Linked DNA regions of Mus musculus: region 2 is linked to region 1. A link is a loop called in an ENCODE intact Hi-C map of the cell type or tissue named here. Cell type or tissue: heart. All regions are shown on one strand. Links, peaks and the distances in the headings refer to the core of each region. The heading gives the core; the rest is flanking DNA. Region 1 holds the start of Gm13205 (predicted gene 13205). Region 2 overlaps Casz1 (castor zinc finger 1).

What was found. A loop is a pair of places that touch in the nucleus more often than their neighbours do. Peaks named below come from ENCODE experiments on the same cell type or tissue, not always from the same donor. Only the 100,000 strongest peaks of a DNase experiment are listed, where the experiment ranks them.
Region 2: a loop joins it to region 1, with 2.0 times the contacts of the local background. A loop is called at or near these places in 6 of 42 quality-filtered maps.

What each region holds. Positions count from the first base shown.
Region 1 is chr4:148,942,917-148,957,869 of GRCm38, reverse strand. Casz1 (castor zinc finger 1) reads right to left here. Exons shown (of 21, transcript NM_001159344.1): 14 at 14,813-14,953; 15 at 14,545-14,667; 16 at 13,274-13,612; 17 at 11,649-11,847; 18 at 10,709-10,880; 19 at 9,195-9,346; 20 at 8,936-9,077; 21 at 2,978-6,425. The coding sequence ends at 5,299. It overlaps Gm13205 (predicted gene 13205), which reads left to right and starts at 5,548. Exons shown (of 3, transcript NR_154553.1): 1 at 5,548-6,476; 2 at 8,963-9,103; 3 at 9,965-10,381. In heart, for the core only: a CTCF peak has its summit at 7,241; DNase peaks (open chromatin) are centred at 2,519, 6,699 and 7,119; H3K4me3 peaks cover 1,895 bases; H3K27ac peaks cover 4,866 bases; H3K27me3 peaks cover 2,721 bases.
Region 2 is chr4:148,895,134-148,910,086 of GRCm38, reverse strand. Casz1 (castor zinc finger 1) reads right to left here. Exons shown (of 21, transcript NM_001159344.1): 4 at 8,344-8,382. The coding sequence starts at 8,359. Among named protein-coding and RNA genes, the nearest start is that of Gm15969, 15 kb to the left of the region's middle. In heart, for the core only: CTCF peaks have their summits at 6,809 and 7,008 (motif pointing right); DNase peaks (open chromatin) are centred at 6,686, 6,826 and 9,176; H3K4me3 peaks cover 3,712 bases; H3K27ac peaks cover 6,398 bases; H3K27me3 peaks cover 365 bases.

The DNA of each region.
Region 1 (14,953 bases), core at 2,358-10,357:
CCTTGACGTACAGCCAGCGAGCCCACCCTACATTGAAAAGTTAAGCAGGGAATTCATAGAACACACTAGTGTCCATCCCCACCCCCACTGCGACCTGGCACACTGGCACGGGGCTGTTGCCCTTGCCGTGGCTTGGTGGCTGCTTCTGGTTAAACTGTGCTTTGCTCTCTATGTGTGTGCATGCCCACGAAGGTGCACACAGAGGCCAAAGACAGCCTCCGGGCTCATCCTCAGGGGTACTGTCCGCCTCCTCTGAGACATCTCTCCTTGGCCTGCAGCTCACCGGCTGGCCACCAGCCCTAGCAGTCAGCAGTTTCTGCCTCCCCAGCCCTGGGTTACAGGTGTGTGACACCAAGCCCAGCATTTGTATGCAGGTTCTGTTGATCAGACTCGGGTCTTTGTACTTGCAGCGGAGGTGCTTTAGCAGCCAAGATATTCCTCTGGCCTCCATACACCCTAACTAAAGCTACTGTAACTTGGGTGTGTATGTGGCTTGACGCCTGGCTAACCTGTAGCCCTGACTGTGGCATCCTCTCCAGGGCTCTTGGCAAGGGACCTGTATAGATTCAGGGTAGAGCAGTTGGCCTCTAAAGGCTCAGGCAAAGCTAAAAGCTGCAAGTTTTGAGGCAGGCAGGTTTGGCGGAGGAGTGTGTGTGTGTGTGTGTGGGGGGGGGTGGTCTCCTTTTAGTCATGTGATTCCCACTGAGGCCAAGCAGCTGCCCTCCACCCCGTGGAAGTCCTGTTCTTTCAGCTTGGCCCCAGGTTGGGACAGCACTTGCCAGAAAGGATGGCGTAGGGGCCCCCCTTCTGCAGGGTCTTCAGATCCCAGCATCCTGGGGGCCTTGCTTCTTGGAGACCCGACCTGTCCTTAGCAGGATGTTTGTCCCTGTGTCCTGGCTCTAGGCCAAAGCCACCTGTGGAGCTGGAGCCACCTCTCATGACAGTGAATAGACACTGGATAGGGCACTGTCTTAGTACTGTGTATTCCCCACCACCATCCTGAGCTGGAGACAGGCTCTGCTCCATTACTAGAACACCCTAGCCAGTGCTGTCTGGGAAAGAGTCTGGCCGCTGAGATCAGTGGCGAGCCTGCACAGCTGCTTCCAGCTCATTCCTCCATGCTACAAAACCCTTGAATTTGCCCCAGTTTGGGTGTTGAAATGTCACACCACCACAGCTAATTAAAACCCAGAACAAAAACATGTTTTACAGCATTCTGAGTCCAGTACAGGGAATATCACGAAGCCCGGGTCTTGGGGTGGAGTGCCACCCACAACAGCTAGCTCCCTCCTAGGTCTAGGGGCAGGGGTGGAACACCATCCAACTAGGCTCATGTACCTGAAGCAGGGGTGTGTGCCCTTCTTGGCCCTTCAGGGGCAGCAATCCATCTCTGGAGCGATACCTAGTACCTGCCCCTGGACACTCTGCAGGTTGCTGGGAAGTAGGTCCCACCATCCCCTGGATGTGAGTCCGCCAAGGTCTAGCCAGGCCCAGAAAGCTTAGGGACAGGAGATGTGAGGATATTTGGGGAGGTCCATCAAGACTAGTAAACTGCCTAAGTACCCCCTCCCTTGGGCCTCATGAGTCTACCCCCAAAACTGCCTCCACTCCTCAAGTCCCACCCTGGTGACTACTGTGCCGGGGGGGAGCTCCGTGGCCACACCACCCACCAGTCTATCACCAGCTGAGCTTGGGACTTGGCTCCCTGCCTCCCCTCAGGCCCCACGGGAGGCCACACAGCCCACCAGGGCCTCTGAAGCTCCAATAAAGGCTTTAATTTGTTGAACTTGTGTTTTATCCCATAAATTAGTCACTGTTTTATTTAACAGAATCAAGATATCCACAAACAACAGGCGAGTTCCAACTTGAACATTTTAATAAGACCAAAAAAAGTCTCTATTTTCATGTCTGTTAGAAACATATTTATGTAAATAGCTTGTGGGCTGAGTTCCAGGAGCAAAGCAGAGAGGGAAGGGTGCTCTGAGCTGGGCTGGAGGAGAGCCTCTCTGGTGGGAGCGCCCAGCCTGGCATCAGCGGGTGAGGCTGTGCATGCTCTGGTCCCTGTACCCACACTGCCTGGAGCCTGAGTGTGCTCCAGGCTCAGTGAGGGGCATCAGTGCACAGCAAGGACCCAGCTTTGTGAGAAAGTGGCTGGCGGGAATTTGACAGGCAGGGCGATGGTAGGGAAGACCATGGCGGGCTCTAGATTCTCTTCCCAGTGTCCTTGGGCAGCTCTGGTCACTTCGAGACCAGCTCAGAGTGGGACTGGCACAATGCTGGTGAGGCTGAGGCCGAGGGGCAGTGTTGGGGTAGAGGCCACGTGACCTCTGGGAGCAGCAGGGCACCTGTACTTCCACCCAAACCGGCAGAAGTTTGACTGAACTTCCAAAGGTGTCCTCGGCCCTGGTGCCATCAAGGCCAGGAGCTCAGACCTTGGCGTGAAGGCTGCAGACCCATGACACTAGTCCTCTGGATCTGCCACCATGTGCTCCAAGCTGGAGCCTCGCCAGCATCCGGATGGATCCGGGTACGTGCTGTTCCTAGACTGGGCAGGTCCCTGCAGGAAGAAGGAAGGAGCTGAGGGATTCCCTTGCCAAGTGGCAGCCCTGTAGCCCCAGAGAATACACAGGAGGGCTGGCCAGAGTGTGGGACCTAGGGAGGCTTGAGGCTCCACTGCCGGGTGGCCCTTTCTAGGAGTGGTTCCTGGGGCTCAAGTGGTGTTCTGGTGGGATTGAAGGGAAGAGCAAGACCTGAGTCTCCATCTTTTTCCTTTAGCAAATAGTGGGAGAACCTGGCCTTATGCCCAGATGCAAAACTAGCCTGTCCCAGCACCCCTGCTCTCCCGGCTTTAAAGTAGCCAAGTCTCCCCTCCTCTCCCTGGGCTGGTATTTGGATCTTGGCTGTGCCTGGGCTACCCTACACATTGGGTCATGGCCAGCCTCTTGGGGATAATTTTAAAAATAAAAGATAACGTGATGGATTTTTTTTCCAGTTTTTATTGAGTGAAAATGTCAAACCTTGCATCAGTCATGCAAAAAAAAATCAAATAAATAAAACACATATATTAAATTTCTAATAGCACTAAATTCAAGTGGAAAAATATTCAGTTCTTAATAACCAGGTGCCGAGGAGACCAGATTCAAGTAATCAGAGCGCGCGCTGTTCAGGTCGGTTTCATGGTCTGCATTTTTTTTTTTTTTTGTCTCAAAACCTCTCTATATATCTCTATATATCTATATATGTATATACATATAGATATATACACACATATGTGCATACATATTACTTTTATATTTATATATATACACATACATAGTTATAAAACATTAAAAAGAGCATTGGTGGGTCAGGCATCGTTTTCCTCACAGAAAGAAAATAAAACAAAAATTACACATTAAAATTCAAGATGAGCTAGCAATGGCTTATAGTCCTAATGTGCAATATGAGGCTTACAAAAGGCTAGACTGCGCACTCTCCGCGGCTTTTTTTTTTCCTTTTATAATTTTTTATTTGATTTTGCTACATTGAAATTTTTTTTTATTTTGTTTTGTTGTGTTTTGTTTTTCTTTTCCTTTACAAAACTCCTTCCACAGAGGCAGAGTCCTGTGGTAGGTTAGAATCTGGGCGAACGAACTCTCAGCAGCATGGAGGCTCTGGCAGGGCCGGTTAGCAATCAGCGCGTTGCCTGTTGGGTACCCTCATCTCTCAGCTGTACCCTCCCTGCTCCCTCTCCAGTTTAGATGGTCCTGGCTTTCTGGCTGTGGGCAGCCAAGAGGGGACACACACACACACATACACAGATACACACTCTCACACACATACATACACTCTGATACAGATAAAGAAAACCACTGCCCCATTTGGGCAGACCCCATTTAAAGACCTATGGGCGGGGCTTCCTGCTGGCAACTCCCGGCCCTTCCATTACTTGCCGAATTGGCCTGGTTTCTTCCAGCCTGGCACTAGCCAGAACCTGGAGTGCACAGGTTTACCCCACAAGGCCGGCCTCAGACAGCCTGCCCCTACCAGAATCTGGAGCAGCCTCTGGCCAAGTAAGTGCCTGCAGGTGAGCCCTGTGCAGAGTCTAAGTGGCCTCATTGCCTCCGGGAAAGGGGTATTTTGGAAAAGGAACCAGATCTGGGTGGGCTGCACCTGCACGAAAGCATCCCAAATAAAATAATAAAACAAAACTGGAACGAGAGAGAGAGAGAAAGAGAAAAAAAAGCCCTATAAAGCCACACGCATAACCAACAGAAAAACCCTCAAATGTTAAATTAGCTACAAACTTGTATCAAGAGAATAGTCTTTTTTTTTTTCCTTGTCTCTACAAAATTCAAGTTAAAAGTTGGAATCCCGCAGCCCCCATCAGTGCTAGTGTGAGGACAACGCCTCAAACCGAGGCCTTGAAAGTAAATGCACAACAATTCCACAGGAGCAATTGCACTCGGGTCCCCAATCCCAGGGCTGGGCTGAAGGCGAGGCGAGGCTCCCCCCGCACTCGCCTGCTTTTTTTTTTGTTTTTTTGTTTTTTTTGTTTTAGTTTTTTTTGTTTTTTTCCGTTTTCCCCCTTCTCTTTTTGTTCTATGTAGAATAATAACCTTTACAGGAAAAATACTGTACAACTTTCTTGGATTTTTTTTCCATTTTGATTATTAAAGCCAAAACCAGTCGCAGCCTTCCTGTTTGCACCAGTGGCTGAGACCCTCACCTCCAGGCCCCCACCAGCTGTGCCTGCCTTTGGGCCACAGCCTCAAATTCGCTGGAGGGTGGGCTGGGGCCTGAGTGTCACCAGACCTGGACCACAGCTTGGGGGCGGGGATGCCGGCTTGCTGCTGATTCCATGAGATTCCCTCCATGTCCCTGTAGTGTCACCCGTGCTGATGCTGACCGTCTTCGGCCGGCCCTCCCCTGAGCCAGGAGGAGGTCTTAGCTGCATTGGGGCGGGGGGGGGGGAGAGAACCAGATGCTACAGGAGCCTGCCGCCCCCACAACCCGGTGACCCCCGCGGGGAGCCCCTGAGCAAACAAGGACCTCGCGAGTGGGTACCGAGAGGAGTGCAGGTCAGTGCTGCCACCCCGACACAGCACCTGCTATTCCCTGAACACCCGCTCGGGCGGGCGGGGAGGGCGCGGGCGGCCCGAAGCACCAGAGGGGTCCCCGCCTCGCCCTGAGACGGACTCGGGGTCCGGAAGCACCGGCGGGGCCAGGGCGCCTCACTCCCTGGGGCGGCCCAGCGGGGTCTGTACACAGGGGTTCACATACAGAGCAGTTCTAGAGGGGGCTGGGGTGGCGCGGCGGCTAGGGTGATGCGGCGGTGGGCGCAGGGCCGGGGCCACCCAGGGCTGCCAGCGGGGTCCGCGCGCCCGCCTCGCCCGCAGCCTCGGGCAACGACTCCTCCGAGTCGGTGCGCAGGTCCTCGTCGTCGTCATCATCATCATCATCCTCGTCGTCGTCGTCCTCTTCATCGTCATCCTCGTCGTCGTCCTCGGCCTCCTCCTCCGGCAGCTCCAGCTCCTCGTCGTCCTCTTGGGAGGACTCCCCAGCGGTGGCTGTGGCTGTGGCTGTGGTGGTGGTGGTGGTGGTGGCGGCGGCAGCGGGGGTGGGCGCAGCGGGGCCGTCCCGAGTCCCGGAGGCGGTGACAGGTGGGCCGGGGTCCCCCGTGTCCCCGAGCAGGCCTAGGCCCGCAGCCGCTGTCTGCAGGAAGAGCAGCGAGCCCTGCTCGGCGGCCAGCGTGAGGGAGCCGTCCAGGTTGACAGGCGCACCCGGAGAGGCTGCGGGAGGCTCCCCTCGCTCCTGCTTCTCGTGCTTGCGCTTGTGCGAGTCCATCTGCGACATGCCCACCACTGTGTGGCGACAGCCCGGATAGGTGCAGTGGAAGTGCGAGCACTTGAGCTTGTACTTGCAGTCGGGCACTGCGCAGTCGGCGCTCGAGCTGAACTGGCAGAAGCCAGCGGCGCTGATCACGTCCTGCTTGCCGTGGTGCTTGCGGTGCGCAGTGACCTTGGTGCTGTCTGTGCAACGGAAGCGGCAGCGCAGGCAGTGGAAGTGCGTGCTGGTGCCCGAGAACGGGCAGTCGGCGAAGTGGCAGCTGAGGGAGGCCTTGAAGCGCTTGAAGTCGTCCAGCACCAGGTTGTCCACGCGGTCGTGGTGCTGTGCGTGCTTGTACATGTGCGTGCGTCCGCAAAACTTGTAGCCGCAGTTTTCCCGCGTGCAGTGGTAGTGGGTGACCTTGAGTGAGAACTGGCAGGCTGTATCCTTGCAGTCCTCATAGAGGTCAAAGCGCCGGAAACCCTCCAGCATCATGCCCTCGTCCAGCATCTTCCGAGACGAGGCTGTCTTCCTTCGCTTGCCAAAGGGAGACATGTCCTCGATGATCCAAAAGCGCTTTTTGGCCCCCGAGGCTGTCGGCATGGAGATGGTGTTCCCTAGGGAGTAGCGGAGAGAGGTCAGCGTGGAAGGGGTACCCTTTTGGCAGCGTAAGTACCCACGTGGGCACCATTCCCAGTGTCACACCCACAGAGGGCCCCTGATCCTGGCATGGTGGCCAGCAGACACCGCTTAGAAACAACACCCTGGCTTCCCCCTGGCTGGGAGCCTCTCCCGTGGCCCCCTTGGGAACAGCAGGGAGTCCCAGGCTTCCCCTGCCTTCTAGGTCTGCAGGATGACCACACAGGCATCCCGGGTGGCAGCTCTGCCGGGCTGTGGTGGCTGCTTCCTGGCCAGTTTGGGTGGGAAGTGAGGACACATCCCAGCGATAATTGAAGCTGAAGGGGAAGCGGGGAATCTAGGTCGGTGGAGTGTAATTACCCAAGTTGGACCCAGGCCAGGACGCCATCACACGCCCGCCTCTAATGAGGGACAGGCCGGCTCCCTTCCTGCCAGCTAACCAGTCTCTGGCTGCTTGCTTGTCTGTGCAGGGGGAATTGCCTCCTGGAAGCAGAGATGCTGAGTGCCCTAGAGCCATGTGGGCCTCTAAATCCTTGCCCCTAGAAGCATCTTCTTGATACCAGAAGCTCTTTAAGGTTTTGGAGTTCTCTGCCTGGGCTGAGGGACCCCGTAGAAATACCAAAAAGACGCTGCTGCCCTCTCTGTTGGGAGCCTTTGCTGAGGCCTGAACCCAGGAGTCTAGGCTCTCTGCCAGCCATCCTGGCCCCACCCTGATTCTTAGGGATCAGGAAGACCATGGTCACAGTCTTCTCTGTGCCTTCCTGGAAAGTACCTGAACACGCCCGTGGTGGCGTCCTGCTAGCTGCACAGGCACTGGAGATAAGGCACCCAGTTCTAGCATTCAGTCACATATTCCCTGGGACCAAAAGACCCCAGGCCAGGCCCTGCCCAGGGTAGATGGAAGCGTCTTCCTCCCTGAGCCTTCCCAGGATGCCTGGCTACCTACCACTCTGCCTTCAAACTTCTGCAGTAGTATAATGAAAAAAAAGGCTCAGTCACCACTCTTGGCAGATGAGAAGAAATCAAGGGCTAGGATGGCGTGGGAGCATCCAGGCAGGGGACAAGGGAGCAGCTCCAGTCTGGAAATCAGTGGGGGACAGAGCACTGCAGCTTGAAGTCGTGGGGCTCTGCCTGAGTATGCCGGCCAGAGAGCTTTCAGGGGCTGAATTCATTTTGTCCTGCTCAGAGCCACTAGCTCTGGGAATCGGATAGCACCCAGGCTCAGTCAGAATGTGAAACAGGAATGGATGGATAGAGAGAGACCTAGGGGTGATGTCTACCCAAGGAGAAGAACAAGCACACCATTTTACACATAGGGCTGAGACGGCGAGAGCGCTGGGTGAGCCTGGTGGTTCCGCACGTAGGTTTCTTCTCCCTGTCTAGCTCCGGAAGGGAAAGGAGGTCCAAACCTGGACAGCTCCAAAGCAAACTGAGAATAGCAGGGCTCTGCCCTCACGGTGCCAAGGACCTCACAGGTCACCTGGCAGGACCCTGGCAGTAATCTGTTCTCTGAGGTATTTGGCTGTTAGGGGAGTGGGGCAGCCCTGCCCTTGGCTCTGCTGGTCACAGGAAAGGATCCAGTCGTGGATCACACACAGCCTTGAGGCTCACTCGGGGTGTCAGACACTGGCAAGAAGGCATGTTTGAGTTACCTGCAGCATCCTGAACTAGGGGGGCGTCACTTTTTACTGGAGTTGGAGTGGCAGTGACGGGCGGGAAGCTGGGCGGGCTGCTGATGGGGCGGGCCAGGCCCCGGCTGGCTCCCAGAGTGGCACTGAGCAGAGAGTATGACAGACAGGACGGAGAGAAGAGGCATGGGAGGGGGGCAAGGGGAGGCCGGAGCACAGCCGGTGGGAAGGATGGAGTCAGGGTGGGCGGTGCAGCCCCACGAGCAGCCTCGTCACCAGCCGCAGCAGGAGGAGGAAGAGGAGGAGGAGGAGGAACCGGGCAGCCTGGAGAGGATGAAGAGAAGCAGAGAAAAAAAGAACAAACAAACAAACAAACAAAAACAAAAACCCAAATGAGAAACCCAATGGCAAGTGCAGTATGGAAATATGTGGACAGATGAGCAGAGAGGTTCAGCAAGGAAGAAGGGGGGGAAGGAGAGAGGCTGCTTGGTGCAGTGTGGGCAGAGGTCATGGTGGGAGGGCCTTTCAGAGGACACGGCAGGGAGGCAGGAACCTCTGAGGGGGGGGTCCCCGCTCTGGGTTCTGGATGGAGGCTGGGACTGAGGCCATGAGGAGGCTGGTACAGGGGCTCTGGTGCTTTCTCTGGGGCTAATGGGACAAGCCCTGGTCCCTCTCTGGGGAAACTGAAGTGATCTGGGGGAGGGAGAGCAGCAGAGATGTGGGCAGAATGGCCAGAGGAGAGGCCTCAATGCCCAACGTTGTACAAGCTTGTCTGCTGCATTCCACCTTGGCCTCCTTGGAGGCCGCTTGACTCTCAACCTGTGTCCCAAGCACGACTCGGCTGGGCCTGGGCCACTCACCTGCAGCTGTGCTCTCATTGCCCACAGGGGTGCTGGAACAGCTACGGTCCATGGTGGAAGACTCTGAGGACGCCGCTCCAGGGCTACAGCCTGTATAGTCCATGCCCTCGTCTGTCTCGGCATCCATTAGGCTCGGGGGACCCTGGAAGAAAGGAGAGGGGCCCTAAGGTAGTAGCCCACGGCTTCCTTGGGCATTATGGGTAACATGGGGCCCTGCACCTAAGAGGAAGGACCGTTGAGCCACGTGGGGGGCTCTCACCTGGGATGGGGGCACTCGGTCAAAGTTCTTCCCCAGCATCCTCCGCATGTGCTTCCGGGCATGCGAGGTCATCTGGTGCTTGAGGAGAAAGGAGAACTGACAACCTTCCCGGATGCAGTGGAAGTGGCTGTTCACCTGGTTGTACTTGCAGCCTGTGGGTGTGAACACAGCAGCCATGAGCTTCCCCAGATAGTGTGCTGGGCACAGAGGTGACGTGCCACATAGGCAGGTGGCATCCGGGGGAATACCTCTAACTAGCTCATTCCAGGAAGCCAAGTCTGCCTGGCTGGCTAATCCCTGGCCTCCCCTTTGGCTTGTTCTATACACTCCTCCCTGAGAAGTCACAGATCCGTGGCCAAGGGACCTTCAAGAAAGGACCTCTCTCAGCCAGCCACCTTGTTCAGATTGCTGGTCAGCCGGCCTCCAGCCTGCCTCCGCCCTCCTAGGCTGAGAACAAACAGAGCAGGCAGGACCTAAACAGGCAACAGCTCAGGGCAGGCAGGGCAGGCGAGGGCCTGCCCGTTGCCATGGTACCGGGCTGGCCAGGTGTCTTATGTCACCTCCCAGCTTTGTTTGGCCCCAGCTACTACCAAAGCCACCAAACTGTTGAGTAAAGAACAAGTCCCCTGACAGCTGAAAGCCAAGCCCAGCACAGCAGAGGCCACCAGGTGTGGGCACCTGCTGCTGTGGTTACCGGCCCTCCTCGAGCCAGGGATCCTCTCTTAAACTAACACTTAAAGGAAAGGGTTGTTTTCTTTCTCTTCTGGCAGTTCTGGACTGTCTCAGCCGTCTACGGAGGGCCCAGACTGGAGGTGACAGCAACCTCCAGGAACTCCAAAGGCCCCTACCACCGTGAGCACATGACCAGGAGAGGCCTGCCCGGTAGACACCACATCTATCCACCCGCCCTTCCCTATCTTCCAGCTTCCGGTCCATTCCTAGGAAAATTCTGCCCCACATCTGCAGGTCTATAGAAGCTTGCCCTGCGCCTAAATTTGCCTCTGCCTGTGGGCCTGAGGCTCTTCTCTATAGGGCCAGAGCAGGAAGGTATCCGAGAGGCATCGAAAGACACCCGCTGCCAAGCTCAGAAGCACCCGGAGCCTCCGTCTCTGGCACCTCACGTACCTCAGTTTTTGTAAGCATGTGCTAAAGGCTTTACAAAGTAAATAAATAACTGAAATGGCAAACAGCTCGTTGTGGACAAAACCCTCAAAACTAAAGGGCTCACAGGACGTCCGAGTCTTATCTGTCCACTCGGGGAAGCAAGAGAAGCAGAGCCGAGGATGCAGGGTATGGCCCCAGGGTGTTGCCTTGGGGTGGGGATGATTCTTGGGGCCGCCCTCGCTGTCCCTCTGGGACGTATGGGCTCTGATGTTTTACAACTTGTCAGACAACACTTGGCAGATGACGTCTGTGATATCGTTCACGGGTCATGGGGCTGGGATGGTGGCAGCAGTACCTGGAAAGGTGGCCCGGGCCTACTGGAAGTCCCTGCCCACCCTTGGCCTCAGTACCTAGTCTTCCGCACTCCTCGCGCTTGGTGAAGTATTTGAACCCGTTGGCTGCCCGTCGTTCAGCCTTCTCATGCTTCTTTATATGCCATGGAAGTTTGGTGGTGATGTTGGTGACAAAGTAGCAGCCCGTCCGGAGGCAGTGGTAGTGTCCACGCATCCGGAACTCACAGTGCTGCGGAGGGAGGCAAGGCATACGTATGTGCGTCAGGCCAGGCAGGAACATCTGTGAGCTCCTGCTTGTCTCTGGGCCATGGAAGTTTCTCTGCACTTGTGTTCTTCCATGCTCCCAGTTAGAAAACACAATTGCGTGAAGCAGTAGGACTGCTTTGTCGCATCATTAAAACATTTTGTACCTCTTTGCTAATGCCACACCCAGAGCAGACATCTCTAACCTGTTTTTTCAATTTCGTCCCTGTAGGACAAGACCTGGGCAGACATCACTAATCTACCCCAGCACTCCCAACCTAGGTAGACATCACTAATCTATTGTAACAGTCTTTTCTGCACACTTAGACCTTACCTGTGACTACTCAGGCAGCCTACCAATCTTGGAGACTGGGCCTTTAAAGAGAACCTGATCTGTTCTTTCTGCCAGGCATGGACTGTTCTATTTCTTTATCCAATGAGCCTATTTTAAAATTCTAGGCCTCTAGGGAAAGGGGGCATAGCTATTTCCAGGATGGGCACAAATGATGTCAAACACACGGTGGCTGAGATAGCATTTAGTCACCACTGGGAGTTAGGCCTGAAATGACAGCCCTCACCAATTGAGCATCAGTCTGGACCCCTGCCCAGGGGCCTCTAGGGGCTCTGGGGACAGACAGTGGGTGTCCTTTCCAGTGTCTAGTGCAGGCCAACTTTAAAATGGTGTGAAAAGTGGAGTCTCTGCCAGGAGAAGCTTGCCCTGGGCCTTGAGCCTCCCCCGCCCCGCCTCACTGACCTGGTTGGGACACAGGCACTGTAGAGAGTAGTAAGCAAACTGGTCTCGCACGTTCACCAGGCTGTTGCTGGGGTTGATGTGGTCCAAGCAGTGGGACTCAGCCTTGCCCGAGGTCTTGCAGACGTACTTGCAGTTCCCGAAGAGACAGTGGAAGTGGAACTTGCTGGCGTATTTGCAGTCCGTCGCCAGGCATGGATCGCTAGAAGGAAACCACAGCCCAGAAGGTCATTGGCATCCCAAGCCCTCCCGCTGATGTCCTCTCTGGGTTTGTGTTAGGGTTCCCTCCTCAGTCACCAGGAGTGTAATCGAGGGGAACACAGTGGGTCACCCTCCTGCTCAACGGGAACATTCAGCTAGAGACTACAGATCCCAGCATGCATCCCTGTCTCCTTTTGGGAACTCTTGCCTGGTAGATGGGGGTTTGCCATAGACAGGGTGCTCAGAGCAGTGCATGCTGGGACATGTAGTTTCCAAGGCCACACCCCAGGATTAGAGATAAGAGGACTGCATTAACTTCTTGGGCATAAAAATAATGGATAGTGCTGCCATTCCTGGCTGGGTGCCAGCAAGGGCTTGGCTGGCAAGACATGGCACTGTGTGGATGTGGCTGACTGACAGACTGCAGATGGGTGGGCAGCTCTACCAGGAAGCGCCACTACCGTGGGGTGTGAGCAAGTGGTAGCATGTGCCTGGTGTCAAATCCCGCCAGGGCTCACAGCTGCTGGGACATCCCAGGGTCAACTGAGGCCTACAGTGCCCGCCTACCCAGAGAACCTAGGGACCTGGGGAGTGCTGGGGCCGGCGGAGGTGCTGATGAGCAGGGAGGAGCTGGAGCCCCCCACCCCCAGTGTCTCTTAGGGTTGCGCGCTAGGGAGCTGCAGCCATGGCTGGGAGGCCCCAGGCTATGGAGAGATGTGTTCTCCAGAGAATGGACCCATGGTGGGAGCTCTGGGCTGGTTCAGGAAGCTAAGGAGGCTACCACATCAGGAAAGGAGGAGAGTACAGGAAACAGGAGAGAGACAAAAGAGCCCTGTACCCTTCCGTGCCATGGGCCCAGCCCCAGGTTCTCAGAGAGGGAGGACAGCTGTTACTCAGGTGGTATAAATAATCCAATTTATTACTTTTTATTGAGAACAGGAAGCCACACACTTTATGATACAAAGTCACCGTTCTCGCCGCAAGAAGCCACCACCATTAAGTGAAGAAGGTTCCTTCCACCCTTGACCACGGTGTGGACTTTGAGGGGCCTAGGCCCTGCTCCCATCCATGCCTTCCCTGTCCTATTGACTCAGCCTGGGTATGCACCACAGAGCTGGCCAGCAAGGTGACCCCAAGGGAACACAGCCTTTTTGTAGGACCAGGAAGTTTCCTGAGGGACCCCCATACCTAGCTCACCCCAGCCAGTCCTTGAAGGATCCCAACGGATCACTGGGGGTAAGGTCGCTTGCGCCCTCATCCCCCCACTTACTGGCTGCTCGGTACAAGCATACAGTTGGAAAACTAAGTCCCAGAGGCTGAGGGCAGCCAGTGTAACTCTGCGAGGCGAGGAGCAGGGCCTCCTTGCTGCCCTGGCCATACCCACTCCCAAGACACAGGGACAGGTGCCGGCTCATGGAGGGACTCACTTGTCCTGGAACTGGAGGAACCCGGGTTTGACCTGAGGCTTGGCGCTCTCTAGAGACGTCGTCGCCAGGGGCGAGGTGGGCAGGTGAGGCACTGAGGAGGGAATCTGAGGCATCTGGGGTATGGTGGAAGCCAGCTGCTTCCAGGCGAGCAGGGTGGGGGTGGAGGGCACAGAGACCGGGCTGGGAGCAGGCCCCTCCAGAGAAGATCCAGCGACCATGGTGCCAGGAGGTGCTGGCAGGGACGAGGGTGCCAAGGGAGGTTTGGTCTCAGCAGCAGAGGTCGGGAAGGAAGCCTCTGGGGTTCCTTTTGCTGTTCCTCCCTCTGTCCGGAAGTGGAAGCTATGGGAGGCAGAAGAGGGTGTCTCAGGATATCGATCAATAGGCCCCACGGCCGGGTCAGTCCATGTGACCCTATTACAGTGGAGCTTAGCATGAAGTGTGGACCCTACCTGAGCAGAGGGACTCACTATCAGTCTGAATATGGGGTAGACTCTAACTCCATCATCTACTGACGACTTGTGTTCTGAGCCCCTCCCTACACCTGGGCCGTGGGAGAGAGAGTAGGCCCGTCTCCTCGGGCCCCTCCCTTCCAGAGGATGCTCTGAGACTCGCAGGGGAGGAGGACTCTAAGTGTTTGGTAGGCTCTGGAGACCTACAGCAGCTGGGGAGGAAGCCTGACATGGACCCAGAGAAGTTCTGAGCGCTGGTCCAGGCAGCGCTGGTCAGCCCTTCCCCGTCGATACCTGCTTGGCACTTCATGTGACCCTATTACAGTGGAGCTTAGCGTTCCTAGTGTGGACTCTGGAGGTCTCCTGTGACCCTACCTGCTTTTTAACTCTATAGAAATCAAAAAGACACAGCAATTCACTAGGTCAAAGGAAATAGGAAGGTGTCACATGTTGCTAGAAAGGCCTGTATCCAGAGTCCCTTGCTCTGGTTCCAAACAAGTCTTTCCAGCTGGGGTCTGGCCTTTTTAAACACTCTTCTACTATGGAGGGTATCTGGCCCCACCAGGTCTGCCAGGTAGCAGCTGGTGCTCCGGGGCTCAGTGTGAAGGAGTGAGGGAAGCCTGCCCTGTTTCTGGGGTAGCACCTATGAAGAACTCGGGTCTGTGACCTGGTGACAACTGCTGTGGGATAGATTGCTTAGAGGGTGGCTAGAGGCCTGTGCCATCCCCACTCCCATTAGGTCCAGGGCATAGCATAGATGGGGTGTTTTAAGGAACACCCTCCCCTCCCCCTCCCCTCCCCTCCCCCAAGACCCTCACTCACTTTGCATGTTTGATGGCTCCGTCCAAGGTGCTGAAAAGCGCACCGCACTCCTCCACTACACAATGGAAATGCGCCTTGTGGAGGAAGTCACACTGGGCATCACAGAAGTCCTTGGTACCAAACCTGGTTAGAAAGAGATCAACAGTTAGATTATCTCAGTCAGAGGTGGGGCCTTGGCCACCAGGGTGGATGAGAGCAAGACCCTCTGTCCTTTGCTTCCCCCCCCTCCCCGCCCCCACCCCCACCCTGTTCTCAGTAAAGCCCTCACCTGCGGAGATACACCTTCCAAGGCTCTGACAGCTTCTCTTGAACTAGTGCCTTCACGGCCTTGCCCAAGAAAGGCGAGGGCTCCCCGGCGGGGCTCCCCTCCGCTTCTGTCTTGATGCTCAGGAAGCTTTCGAGGCTGGGG
Region 2 (14,953 bases), core at 2,630-10,629, 48 kb after region 1:
AGGCCGCCTGCTCTACGCCTGTCATTAATTTACTATTAGATGGGAAATTACTCCTCACCCAGGAATATAAGTTTTCATCTTATTTTAAGTTGCATTCTTAAAACAATTACCAGGGCATCTGGCGATGACTTCACCACACTACCCAGGCCCTGCAGGGGAGAAGGGCAGCCCTGAAGCTGCACAGGCTCCGCTCCAGGCCCTAAAGGAGCTGGAGGGACTCAGAGCCCCAGCCTCCGCTCTGACCCTGAGAGAGCAGTGGACACACTAGGAGAGGCTCCCTCCCGTGCCACCCGCCCCTGAACCCACCGGTGACAGTTGCTGAAAGCCTCAGCAGCTGGTGCTGCGGGAGCGTTTTCTATTTTTAATTGTTTGATCGGAATATTAACTCATCTAGGCCCGTTCCCAAAGCACAGTCCCAGCCAAAGGGTTTCCCCCATTTCCCACACCTCCTTTCTCCCCCTCTGCAGTCAGAATCAACGTTGAAATTAATAATCAGAGACACACAGGCCTCTGTGCATTTGCAAGAGATCAGAGTATAGAAGATTTAAAGAAAAAAAAAAGAAGAAGAAGAAGAAGAAGAAGGCAGCCTCCTCCATGATCCAGAGAGGCCTTAGGGCTGGTCCTGGCCTTCCCTGCTCTCTGAGCGTTGGCCCTCGGCTCCAGGGCAACAGTGGTTGCTCCGGCACACAAGCACAGCCACTCTGACACCATCCTTACACTTCCTGGCATTCCCCGCTGGCCAGCACAGCTCTTTGCCCTGGGTCCAGACCAGCTGGGCGAGAGGCTGGCTTTTGTTGTAGCTTTTCCGCATCCACTTAGAGAAAGGGAGCTCTTGGGTGAATTGGCGAGCAACTCTTCTATGGTTACCACAAGGACCGGGCCATCTACCAAGGGCAACGGTGTGGTACTTGAGCTTGGGCTAGGTAGGCCTCTGCCGAGTCTGCTGAGTACAAACCTGGCCCTGTCACTTTCATGGGAACCCCTTCTTAGGAAAGGTCTCCCACCTAGCCCAAGGGCTCCTGTCTGCCTGGCCCTCCTCTTTCCAATGCTCCCAGCCGTCCACTGTTCCGCTCTTCCTTTCAAGGTCACGGGGCCGTCCACACCAGGAATATTTACTCACCAGACTGGCCCTGTTAGCAGCACTCACCACAAATATGCTTTCTGATAAAGTTGGCAGAAAAAAAAAATTCTAGAGTTCAAAACAATGTCAGAAATTAGCCCCCACCCCCTTGGCCTTCCAGGGTGAGGTGGGGCCTGGAACAGGTCATGCGACTCTCTGGGGACATGCCTGGGGAACTTTGCTTACTTTCTCTCTTGCTTTGCTCCTGAAGCTTTACCTCCAACATACAGCCCATGGCCCGGGCATTGAGGCCTGGGGACTAAGCTGAATACTGGGTTTTGAGGAAAAGTCTTCCCGCAACCTTCGGAGCACAAGGCCAGGCCAGGCAGCCTCTACCTTGGCTGCTCCCTGGGCCGTCTCACCTCACTGAGCCCCCTCCCCCCATCCCGTCCTCTCTCTGTGCACATGGGCTTTAATGTTTTTATTACCTGTTTGACTCGCTGCCTTATTGCTTCTCCCCTTAATGGGGCCGTAACCGTGGAAACGAGGAATAAACGGCCACCAGAAAATGAGATGATTAAACAGGTCACCCTGGCAAAACAAACTCGGCTAAGGAACCTCTGGGGGTGGGGAGGGGAGGCTACCCCTCCCCCATCTAGAGCCGGAAGGCACAGGACCAGAGCTGTCCATAGGCCCAGATCCCTAAAAGGACTGGGGCAGATGCAGTAGGGTGCCCCCTACTGGTCAGCAAAAATACCCAGTCAATCCTCAATGAACCAGACCTTCCAGCTTGCTCTAGCTTTGGGCTCTCAGGCAGCAGGGAGAGAGGCACCTGTCAGAGGGAAACGAAGGCTGAGACCATGAAGTCTGGAAATACAGAGTTCCAGTAGCCTCTAACTGAAGTGGGGATCCCTGTCCCAGGAGGCTCAGCCTGGCTCCTCCAGTCTCCTGTCCTCATGTAGCAAGTTCCCTCCCAGGGGTCCCCTTAATTCAAGGACAGAGTCCTATAAGAAAAGATCAACTCTGGAATGTACGCTGTGGGAATCCCTGGAGTCTAGAGAAACACAAAGTATGTGGCTCTCTTCCGCTGTTTCCTCCAAAGCCAAGGGCTACCCTGGCCTCAACCCAGGCCACACACAAGACAGGCTTTAGGAAGGGGTCTCTTTAGCCAAGCACGTAGGCCTCTGGCAGGGCCTGTGGGACTGGAAAGTAAGCCTGGGAGGTGGTGTTAACCATGGTTCCTCTACTAAGGCCCAAACATAAGACAGAGCTTGTAAGCTTTGGTAGTCTGGGCTGGTCCCTCATTCTAGCCTACCTGCTATACTAGTCAGCCCACGGAGGGTTCTTAGCCTAGAGAACAGACATCCTGGACTGAAGCCTGCTTGTCAGGACAGGAAATGGGATAGATGGACCACAGAGAAAGGAGAGGAAGAGCCCACACTACTGTGGCTACTGCTCTCTTGTTTCCTTGGACAGCAGCGTGACCTTATTATACACTGGGCCCACACTGTCCCATGCCATTGTCATGGGTAGTGGCAGCTGTCTCACTGTCCCCCCTTTGCCCCTCACACCATCCACGACTCCAACCAGTTCCTTCCTGTAAAGGAGGCTCTAGAAGCTCTTGAGGAGCGAAACCCCAGATCCTAAGGGAGGCAGACAACATTTCCTGCCTTCCTCCTTCTGCCCCACTCAGAAGCCCCGAAGGCACTTGGGGAAGAGGAACCTCCATCAGTCAATTACATCAGCACTTATGGTGGGAAGGCATGGGCTCCAGCCCCATACCAAACACTGGGAGGAGATGTCAACACGGCAGCTAATGGTCACAGCTAATGGTCAGCATTAAGAGCTATAGCGGCAGGAGAAAACGAGGTCCCCAGCCTTGGCCTCCTGGGGACCGAGGCACATAAACACGAATGCCGTCCTGGCACACCGTGGGTATAACCAGCTTCTCAGAGCAGCAGGCCCCAGCCAGCCTCTTATCTCTTATCTCTTTCCAGGGCCAACTGGGTATGAGGCTGGCAAGGGGCGTGGGGAAGAAGGTGAGTAGGAAGGACCTGCCCACCAGAGCCAGGTGGCTTGGCAAAAAGACAGAAAAATGTGGTTGCGCAGTGGAGAGTAACCGCTCTCAGAGTGGCAGGGAGAGGCCTGGGAGAAGTCTAGAAAACTTGGATGGTAGGAGTATGTCCCCATGTCCCCAGAACCACTCTTTCATGAACGGCCTGGTCCTCACCTCCAGCATCTCTTGTTATAAGAAGACAGCATCTCTCTTATACTATGCTTGTCTGCAAACGGGGGAACTGGACAACCCGACTCTGCAAAGTGCCTCAGGACTCCCCGAACTGCGGCTTCGCCGCCCTCCAGGGGGGCTCTTCCCTGACAAGGACATGTCTGAGAGCCTAAGGTGTAAAGTACAGTCAGCCAGACAGGTACACACACCAGACCACCAGCCTACACACAGTGAGGCGGTCTAGCCAAACTGATTCTCCTCCACACCCCATGGCCGCTGGCCCACAGCCCCTTTCCAGTCTTGCTAGGCCAGGGCCTGACCATCTCGACACCTGCTGCTTGCCTTGGGGACCCAGTTCTGGTAATGACTTTGGAGCCACTTCCTTCCCTCTCTGATCATGAGGACCAGGAGAAGGGAAGGCAGGAAAGAGGAGGAGAAGGGGAAGGAAGGAGAGACATCGGTGGTTGATCAAGATTTTAAAACAAGCGTAGGACGGCCGAACCTTGGGGCCTGGGGTTGGTAATGAGTTGAAGACCTGATTCTCTGAGAAGGGAATCTAGTCTAAGGTGAGCTGATGGAGGGATCGAGATGTACCATTGACCTAGCAGGGTCCAGAAACAATAGTCTAGCAGTCCACCCCATTCACTGCCTGGGAAAAAGGGCAGGGACTTGAGCCAGGGGCAGCAGCTTTAATGAGGACATGCTGCTGTAGTGACTCAGCCCTGCAAAGGTGCCTCTATTTATTTTATTTTCCATCATAAAAACTCAAGCTGCAACTCAGCCAGATTCCCTGGCTGTGGGGGTGGGGAATGTCGGCGGTGCCAGGGAAGCAGGGAGAAAAGTCTAACTGATGCCCCCGCCCCACCCCCATACCTAGCCCATGCCTCTCTTAAGAGGGTGTGGGTTCCCTTCTCTGGTCTCTACCAGGGAAGAGGGTCTTAGGAAGCCTTGTAGACCTGCTTCTGCTGCCTCTACCTGTCTCTGTAGAATGACCACGATGGACCTATTATCCTACACTCACAGCCCTGAGCTGCTGGTGTCTCAAATGCTCTCTACAAAGAAGGGACCAATGATATGATTCTTGCTTTACCCATGTGACTCTTCCCTGGATGCCTGCCCCACTGAGCAAAATCAAGTTGGTAGTCAAAGACCTTAAAGGTCATCTGATGCTCAGGCCCCTCCCTGTGTCACTGCTGGGTACACAGCCAGCCTGTCTGAATGGTACCAGGAAATACACCACTTCCAAGACAACCCATGCTGTCCTTGGCGCTCATGGCTCCTTCCTGCCAAGATGGCACCAGAACACCCGCCCCCCTGCAGACTAGCGAAACCGGTGCCCAGCCTGGCCCTCGCTTAGACTGGTTGAGTGGGTGTACCTAGCCAAGTACAGTCTGGAGGAAGGAAAATCGAGGGCGATCTGCTTTACCCAACCCAACATGAAATCCTTCCAAAGTGGCACAAGACCATTCCCATTCCCTGGTGCATGTTGGGTAAAGTGTACCCAGAGCTATGAGGCCTCAGAGTCGCTTCCACTTTGGGCAATACCTGGCTCTGAACCTTTGGCGCCCAGAGGTCCTGTATGTCGATACTCTGGCTGCAGGGGCTGAGTGTGGAGAGCCAAGTTCTTTGCTCCTTGGGGGAAAGACAAAACTAGGGGGAGTCTGTCGCCATTCTCCTTCTGGCCTTAGTCTGTTTCCTGGCCTGCTAGCTCTCTCGGCCTCATCGTCCCTGAACCCCTATCCCTGAAGACTCCATGACATGGGAGGAGAGGGTCTGCCTGAGAGGAAGGGTCCTTGCCTGCAGTCCCAGTAGGACAGACAGTTTTGGCTCAGTCACTCCTGCCAGTGACTTGTCTGAATGACAGGGCTGAAACTGGAATGCTTTAGTGGGTACTGCGGCCCCTCACCAGCTAGCTCCTCCTGGGTTCCATGGCTGTCCCTTTGAGCCTGCTCTCTTGCCTATTTGACCCATTACCCAGAGCAGCCTACCTTGGGTCCTCTGCAGGACAGCTCTTCCCCTTCTCAAGAGGGGCATTAGAAATAGATCCCAGATGATCAAGGACAAGCGTTGTCAGATAGCCACTGCTCTTGCATAGCCATTTCTTACCCAGGCGCCGGTGTGTTCAGGCCCAGAAATCAGCCTGGGGTGGGGGTGGGGGCTAGTCCTAGGGAGCTTCCCAAGTACAGGATGGATCTACCTGTGTCTGAAAGCTTCCTCCCTGCTCCCCTCACCCTCTCTATACCCTCCCCCTGGGAAATCACTCTAAAAGGGCCTAATGGAACCATGTCCTCCTCTCTTCCTCTCTCCTCCCTCCCTCTCCCTCTCTCTCTCTCTCTTTCCCTTTTTTTTTTTATTAGCATTTGTGGAATTTATTCCCAAACTCTCCTAATCTTCCGTACACAACCATTTGATTTGCATAACCCAACCCCCTCTCATAAAAACTGGCTGCTAGTTTAATTAAAAAATGTAAATTTGCTGTCATCTCGGGGCCTGGTGAATTAGGACGACATCGGCATTTTTTATTGCTAAAGACGTCCAGATTGATCCAGCCCTTGGCTGAACTATGGTGGGGGAAAAGAGGTCCACATGGCCCCTGAGGGTCTTCAGATACTTCTGTCCCTCCTGAGAAACCTCAGCCCTCCCCAGCCACTGAATTACTCATGGCCAGGGCGCTTCAGGACCTAGACATGTCCAAGGGTGGAGGGGACAGTTAAGCCATCATCCAGGACTTGTTGGAGGTCTCTGGTACTGACAACTCTTTGACCGGCTTACTCTCTGCTGAGGCCCTTAGCTGGAGCTACCAGGGCTGCTCCCAGAGGATGGGAGCTAGGCACTGCACTGCACCAGCAATGAGCCCTGGCATGTCCCTGTGCATCAGGGAGGTCAAGGGAGATCAAGGGAGATGTTCTCAGCTCCTGAAGATGAGAACACAGCTGCCCCAGAGATGGACTCAGGGAAAACAGATCAGCCCGAGTCCTGGTCTGCTTCCCTTTTTTTGCGAAGTGAGGGAAAGTGCTTTTCTTCTGAAGTTCTGAGATTAGGTGAAACTCCCAAGATCAGAGAAGAAACAGGAGGTATCACCAGACAACTCCTCCAGGAAGCTGAACTTTGATACCGTGGACCTTCCTCCCTCTCTGTGTGGCCAGAGTCCAGACTTGGGTCCCACTGGGAGTGCCCTGCTCCAGCTGACTTCCTGGCCCTTCTGGCTTCTAGGAAAAGTTTCCAGAGCCTGTCCCTGGAGTGTGAAGAGCAGCAAGTCTCCCCAGAGCCCTTAAGGTGCCACAGGAGGCTCTGTCACTTGCCTCCTGCCCTGCCATCATGACATTCCCCAGAAGGGATATGGAACCCTGCCTCCTAGGAGAGGCTGGGCATGGCAGGATGGGAGCCAGCTCCAGTTGGCACTTAGGTCAGAAGGAAGAGAGCAGGGCCCGCCTTCCAGCTGAGTAATACCTCAGTCCCTTGTGCTGGCCCATTGGTAGGCTCTCCTGTGCCAGGTAGTGGGTGGTGCCAAACACTGGGCCTGTCCCTGAGTTCTGCTTCTTGGCTGGGATGGGTGGGGGCCCCATTTCTGAAGAAAGGGGGGCGGGTCCTGAAAGGGTGGTGTAGAGACACCTGATTCGAGGTGGAGGCGGGCTGGTTCTCGGCGGGGTGGAGGCCAGGGAGGGGCAGGGTGGCAGCAATGGCTTCAAGACACCTTTCTAAATATGCCCAGCAGGGGGCGTTGTACCCTTCCTGGGCACAGATGTCCCCAGGACCTCCAACTACATCCCATTAGCCAAGTGCACACCTGTCCCCTACAGTCCAACCACTCTGTGAAGGTTCCCCACCCCCACAACACACATTCCTGATTGTCCTCTCCTGCCTCCTGCTCCCTCTGCCTCAGAGAGGCAGCTGTCACTGTATGGGTCCCATGGGAGTATGAGCGAACTTTGACAAGTCTAAAAACAACCCTAAAAACCACTTAATGCCACTACCTTTCCTTCCTCAAATGAAACAGTGGGGGTCAGGGGTCACCTCTGAAGAATTACCAACTGAATTTTCTCTTAAGATACTAAAGAAGAGCACTGATTTTGACAGCCTGGGGTGTGAGAGTCCTGGCCCAAAGTTAGTTGTGATAGAGGAGGCTGGGGGAAGACCACAGAACTAAGCCAAGCCGTGCTGGACTCAGGTTGTAGGCTCAGGTGCAAGGAGAACTATCGAACAAGAGTAAATCAAAACTAGAAAGAAGCAAAGTCACAGGCTAAACTCTGCCCAGGCCAGGGAACACTCACTAGCTGGAGCCAGACCCTAGCTAGCCCCATGCCAGGCTCCCCAGACCTAGATATCTAAATGTAGTCTTTGGTTTGGCCTACTGTCGCCTCCCAAAGTAGGTGCTAAAAGGGGGCTGAGAGAAAGAAAGAGCGAGAGAGAGTCCTGGGCCCCTTACTTTGAACTGATAACAGCCACCTCAGCCCACAGCTTCTCAAGTGAAAAACACTCATTAGCCGTAATAAGCAGCTTGATCATCCGACACAGCCTTGTCCCAAATAAATTAAATTCCTTTACCTTGAGACAGTCGCCCCGAAACCAGACTAACCACCTTTCCCAACAGGACGCTGCTTTCAAAAACTAAACCACCCCCCACTAAAAAAATAAAAACACACACCCCATAAGCCACACCACACCACACACACACACACACACACACACACAGACATCTTTGCAAAGGGAAAAGTGTGTCTAAAAAACACAAGAGAAAAAACACGCAGAACAAAATCCCCCACAAAAAACCCCTAAATCCTCCACTCTCTCTCTCTCTCTGGGTGCCCCCAGCTCCCTGTCCCCTCAGTTCTTTCATAATGACAAGCATCAAATTAGTCACAGTCACTATGCGAATGACAAATAACAATGTCACCATCCAGAAAACAGGGCTAGCAGGGACTATGGGCACAGACCCCTGGCGCCTGTCCGGTACCCTCGGCTCAGCTGCTAGCTCATTGGGCTAAAAATACTAACTTCCGTCAAAGAACCGAAAGAAAAGTGAAAGAGCCTCCCCGTGGGTTCCCACCGCGCGTACCTGTTCCAAGATCCATTCTCCGCTCCTTGGTCCCAAACTCTTCGAGAAACGCCATGAAAAGAAGAGAGAAGAATGTTTAGTATCTCGCGGGCCCCTGTCCCCGCCCGCCCGGCCGCTGTCCCTCACCGCCCGGCCGAGCGCATCCCGGGCTGGGGGACGCGCGCCGGGCCGGGCAGGGCCGGGCCGGGTCCGGAGGGCGGCGGCGGGGAAAGTTTGCTCCGCGCCTCACGCTCGCTCTCACGCTCCGGCCCGCACGCTCCCAGCAGCTCCGAGTTCCACCAACTAAAACAGAAACTGCCCGTGGCTGTCGCTCGGCTGGGGATCGGGCCCGCCAGGCCGAGGGCCCCCCACCCCCACATCCCATCCCGAGCGCGCAGGGGTCGCCGCTCCGGCCCGGCCCGGCCCTCCCCCGCCCGCTGCCGGTACTCACCATAGTCGGAGAGTCGAAAGCCGAATTCACTTAAATAATCAACTTTCATAATACTTAATTAATGCCTAATTGCAACTGATTACTCCCCGAATAACAAGTTGTTTTAAAATCCTGATGTCATTGCTCCTGACGGTAACACTCAGGGTAACAGTTTGGCAGGAGGGAGCGGGGCGGGCGGGAGCGGCCGGGCGCTGCCAGGCGCCGAGGTGATTGGCAGGGTGGCCATGGCACCGCCCCTCGCCGGGAGCGCGCGCGGCTCCGGCAGGTGAAAGATCAGACTCGCCCGCGCGCGCTCACGCGCGCGCCTCGCAGTGGTGCGAAGGTGAATGGGCGGGCGCGCGCCCGCGCTCCCAGCGCACAGGCTGGGGCGGGCGGGCTGAGGAGGGCGGGCGGCGACTTCTCCCAAAGCTCAGGGAGGAGAGGGAGGCGGGGCCGGCGCTCGCGGGGTCGCGTGCGAGGGAGGGAGAGGCTGGTGTGCCTGTGAGGTGTGTGTGCTCGCTCGTGTGGAGGAGTCGTGCGCCCGCCCGAGCGAGGCGAGGAGCCGGCACCCGCGCACAGGCGCCAACTCCCGCCGCGGGCGGGCGGGCGGGCGCGCGCGCACCGTCCGGCTCCCCTCGGCCGCTCGGGGCCGTCGGCCACCCTGAGCGCGCCCGCGTAAACTTTTCCGCGCGGGAGCGAGCGCAGGTGCGAGACTTTTTGCGGCACGCGCGCGCGCGCGCGCTCCTGCCGTTCCCTTCCGAGGTGCCCTTGGGCTGCGGGTGGGGCGGGTGTGGAAGGGGTTGTGTTTCCCTTGCTCACCCCACTTCCCTCATTTTGTTGTGGCTATTGGAGTTCGAAGAAGAAAGGAGTCGCGGGCGGCGCGGCTGGGTGTGCCGGAGAAACTCGCACGTCAGCCTCGCGAGCTCCCCTTCCACTCCCCCTGCGCGCACTCCCGCGCGCTGGCCACCGCACTCCCGCAGACCGCACGGTCTCAAGTTTCCACCGCTTCGCTTTGCTCTTGACCTAAAAATGGCCCCGGAGTCCCTCCACATCAGGTCACACATGTTACAGTCCCCAGGCCTTTCTCCTCCCCACCCCTCCTCTTCTTCCCTCACAGTCTCTAGGCAGTCTCCTCAGTAGATTCACTTGGGCTTCCTTTCCATCCCTGAACACAGGCACCCCTCAAGCAAGTTGGCCAGCGTCCTGACACCTGTTCCCTGGGGACCACACCCTGCCCACTCTGGTGTCTCTTAGGGCTGGACCAAGCACTTGTCTTTCTTGACTTTCCCTTTCTCCCTGGGTTTGTAAGTCTCTCAGCCAAGCCCTCCTTTCCATACAACCCCAAATGGCCCATGCTATAGCCTCAGGTATTCAAAACTTTCTGGCTTGGAAGAGCTCAAGGGAAGTTTCCTCAGTAGGCTTGCTATCCCAACGCCTGTTTCCACCATGCTCAGCTTCCTGTCCCTCAGTGGCCCATTCGGCTGTCTACCTCACCGGTGCTACCGTCCTCTCTCCTGCTGAAGGATGGGCCACACAGACTTCCAACGAGGAGAGGAGAATGGGCTTAGGCTCTCCCTGGTCCGGGCAGCATTCAGCAAAATGGCGCTGCCCTATTTTTGCAATATTTCTATTTTGCAAAGGGAGGGGCCCAAGGAGGCCTTAAGGCAAAGATGTCAAGGGAGTTAATAATCTACTCTTTCTCCTACTTTCCCCTTATTTTTTCTTCTTTTTGTCTCACCGTTTTTTGTTTGTTTGTTTGTTTGTTTGTTTTAAACGGCTCCATGAAGAATCCGGCATCCCTCTCTTGTTTCGCCACCCTCTCTGTTGCCTCCTTGGGGACCTCGGTCTAGGTTGTCACACACCCTCCCTCCATGTTTCAGATCCATCCCCATCCTTAGGTGCAAAGACCTAACTTTGCCAGGAGTCCCCTGGCCCTAAAGCCCCTGAGTAAGGAAACAGGGTCCCTTAAATCAAGCCACATGCTCCCCAACATGGGCCCAGGGAAGCCAGATAGAGAGAGCCATCAGCCAAGCTTCCCCATGGGATCTCTGTGTCCAGGACTGCCCTGGGCACCCTCTGTGGGTGCTGCTGCTCATCCCCCCTAAAAAAACCCAACAATGATTCTGCCCCTCCCCCTTGTAGCTCCAGCTTGTAACAACAGGCACTTAGTCCCACACCCCAGCCTGGTGTGGGCCACCAGGTAAAGAAGGAAGCCTGGCATCAGAAATGGAGGCTGGTGAAGATATCTGCACGGACAAGGAGCTCCCTGCACAGGGGACCTGCAAAGTCTCTGGTTGGTTCTGAATGTCCTGGTTTTCAGCTGATGATAATCAGGGCTGACCCCTAGGAAGGCCTGGATAAACAGGGAAACACCTCTCCTTTCTAGTTACCTAGGTAAGAACAATAACTTTGGAGCCTCTGAAGGGCAAAGGCTGGCAAGGCATGGCTCACAGGGCAGGGCCAAGAGAAGGCCATAGATCAGGGCCAGCAAGAGGGGCTGCCACATATGACCCATAGTGGGAGAGCCCCAGGCTGTCCAGAAAGCACCCTCTATTCTGAGGCAGTGGGTCACAATCAGCCACCACAGGTGGAGTAGGCTGGACCCAAGAGTAAGGAGCCACTTGTGGCAGAAGAGAAGAGATTCGTGAAGTAAGAAACTGAGGCCAACTTGGCATCCTAGGATTTCAGGACAGGGCCAAAGGCTGAAGCATCAAGGTTGTGTGGGCCACGGGTCAAAGGCTGTGTGTTAAGCGCCTCCAGATCTCTGCTGCTCTCTGTCTCTAAGCGTGTGCTCACACCGATGGGAGAAGCCTAGAGGTCTGGTGTCTTAGGGCTGTGTCTCTCCTAGTCCTTCCTTATGACTCTGATGTGATGACAACTCTGAGAACCTGAACTCAGCCATCATGAGAACATTTCATGATTTCCACTGGTCTCAAGGGCCTGGGGCTCAGAGCTTCCAGGTCTTTTAGGACACCCCACCCCATGCAGAACGGAAACCTCTTTAGCAACTTCATACAGTCAGGTGGGTCATGCCAGCCCCCACTCTCCCCGGCCAGGTTGCCATGTTGGCTCTCATCCTCTTTCATCCTGTGTCCTGTGCCCACTCGCCCACCCTCCCTCCCTCTCTCCCTCCCTCTCGAGCCTGCGGCCTTCTCACTCGCCAGCCTGTTTACACACCAGGTATCTCGTGCTTTATCTGCTCTCATTTTGAATTTGTAACTTTCACATAAACTTGAACAAGGCTCCTTTTGTTCTTGCACCCCACCCCAGGATCCCAATAAACTGGTTCCCTCTCAGGCGACTGGGCCAGGGCACAGCAGCCTTGGCCAGAGGTCTGTGTGTGCATGTGAACAAGCGTGTTCGCACCTGTGAGGGCGTCCCTGGATCTGAGGGTGCTCCGCAGGGATGGAGCGAGAGTATCAGGGGGAAACAGGGAGACAACTGAATGTGGACAGGAAGCATGGGGGGCGTGCGGCAGCGGGGGGTGGGGGGGAGCAGACACAGAAGGCCTGGGCCTCAGCTGGGACAGGGCTCAGCCAGCAGGTAGCAGAGAATGTGTAGGCCCTGGACAGGTGGGTGTTGGGCCAGGGAGGAAACAAAGGGGAGGATGGAGCTCCCAGTCTAGTGGGTGGCAAGGCGAGATACCGAGGCCACACTAAGTGTAAGGCAGACACAAGGATCACATTATGGCAGGGTAGGGGCTGGCACAGCCGCACGCTCGGCCCGTAATCCTGTTAGCCAGCAATCTCCATTCCGAAAGAGCTTCATTTCTTTGTGAATATTTGTAAACTAGATATCTAATGGAAAATTATAGGAAAATTATAGTGAAATTCATGACGGAGAAATCCGATTATCCCTAATTCAATTATGCCATCTTAGCCCACACAGCACATTTCCCATTTTTTTCCCATAAATACCGATGCCAGGGGTCCCGGTAATCAAATAAAATTGAAAATCATCTTCCCATTAAATTCAATTAGCCGCAATTTCTAAAGCCTATCAGAGATTTTAATTACTAAATTATAAAATTCTCCAATGCTAAATTGAAACCAAAAAAATTGCACATCCTTATATTTCAGAGAAAAAAAAGGGACCAGCAAAATCCTTCAAAAATGTTCTATTCTGTCCAAGTCCACAGCATCTCCCTACCTGGAGGGACCTTGTGACTCCTGCTCCCTCTCTGCTTGGTGGGAATGCAGCCTGGGGGGCCCCCAGGGGAGCACCCTTTAGGGGAGGGGCCCAGACATAGCCACTAACAGAGGAGCAAACCACACCCCTACGCCCAGCTAGGACAGCAGGTAGCCATCTTCACTGTCCTGGCAGGCTTGGCTCCTGAGAGGTCTTCAGCTCCATCACTCACAGTGAGGCCTCTAATTTTCAATGCTACTTTCTTGGTCAGTGAGCTGGGCCATAGCTAGTGGGGTTCAGGGAACAGACAGCTTCATTTAAGCATGGCTCTCGGAACCACTCCAGTGGTCCCCCTGATGGATGAGGCTGGGTCAAAGATGGGAACAGAACAGATATAGCACAGGATAGCCCTGGGTCCCAGAGACTTGTTAACAGGGGCTTCGAGAGTCTATAGGTCCTGACAGAGTACCAGCTTCCTGGAACAAGAGGGAGACCAAATTGGCTCAAATCAGACTTCTCCCTGCATTTCCAGCTCATTCTGCCCTCTCTTCCCTCCCTGGAGAGAAGTCAGCACCCTTAAACTGGCCAGGACTCTCATGGAGAGACTCTATCTCACACCCCCACTCCCTTTAAGGGACACACTGGCCAAGAGAGCTGGCAGTAGTCCCTTGTCCACACTACTTACCGGCCTCTAAGGGGTGCTCTGTGCTTCAGGAGAGCCCGAAAAAGTGACATTGGTAGCAACTTAAGGTGTACCCTGCCTAAAACCCAAGCTAGGTGGCTGGGTAGGCAGCTGGTGGCCCCAGCAGGCTTAGGGGAGTCAGCTGAGCCCTGCCAGCAGCCCAGCACCCAGGAACAGGAGCAGGTCTGATCTGCCAGGCAACCTGGAGTGCCAGCAGGGGAGGCACCGGCAAACAAAACAAAAACAAAAAAGTTAATTATCTTTGGCTTTTTCTTAATAAATATCCAAACTGGCCCGGCCGGATCCTCCGCTTTAGAGGGAGAAAGGAGAAGGAAAAAAAAAAACCCAAACCCAATCCAGCAGACTCTTTCTGTCTTGTGTGTCTATGTCTACTTTTCCTTTGTCTCTGATCCTTGAATTTGTCACTTATCAGAAACAGTGAATGTTTCACGTTTTTTGCAAACTCGAAGAGATGGGCTACAAAAGCGGCTTTTGTTGTGGTGGTTTTTCGTTTGTTGGTTGGTTGGTTTTTTGTTGTTTTGTTGTTGTTGTTTAAGTTTTTGAGGTGGGAAAGTGGGGTGTGAGAGAAGAGAGAGGCAGGTGGGGAGAAAACGGCTGAGAAACACCAGCCGAAGAGAAGCAGAAGAGAGACAGGTTGGGAAGTGGAGTGGGTCTCAGCCTGCTGGCAGCGCCCCTGGCTGGGCCCTGCTCTCAATGCCACGCTAGCCCTTTACTTCAGTTACAACCATCAGGAGGCACAGGAATTTCTCATGTTAAGATGCCCGAGCCACCACCAAAGCCACCCAGGTCTCCGTGGCCACTCGAGCTGCCCTGTTGCTTTGTGGTTTCTGTGCCAAGCCAGGCGTAGGGCTGGGAAAGACAAGGCAGGGGAAGGAGCGAGGGGAGGAGGGGATGTTGGCTGTCGTGGGAGGGAGGGTGTGTGTGTATGAGGCTTTTCTGCATCGAGTCATGAGCATACCTGGGGAGAAGACAGTTTCATGTTGCAGCCTGGGCCTACATGTTCCGATGGCGTATGTACATGCCTGGGCCCAAAGTCTCAGAAATACAAGGTAGGGCATGGGGTGGGGGCAGCCACCAGGACATGGAATGCTGGCTTTGGATTCTTCGGCCTGGGTTCAAATGCAAGATCCACCAGCCATGACACAGCCAGGCTGTGTAATCCTAGTAAGTCACTGGCCGTCTCTGAGTCTCCATTTCCTCACATCTATTAGCAGTTCTTTAGGTCTGTGGGTGGGGAAGGGAAGTCAGAGACTGCCAAGGAGTGTAAGACTTTCTTCCTGGGAGATGAACATGTTCTACAACCAGTAGTGGTGATGGCTGTACTGTTCACCCCTGTGAATATGCAAATAATAATAATAAATAATAGTATC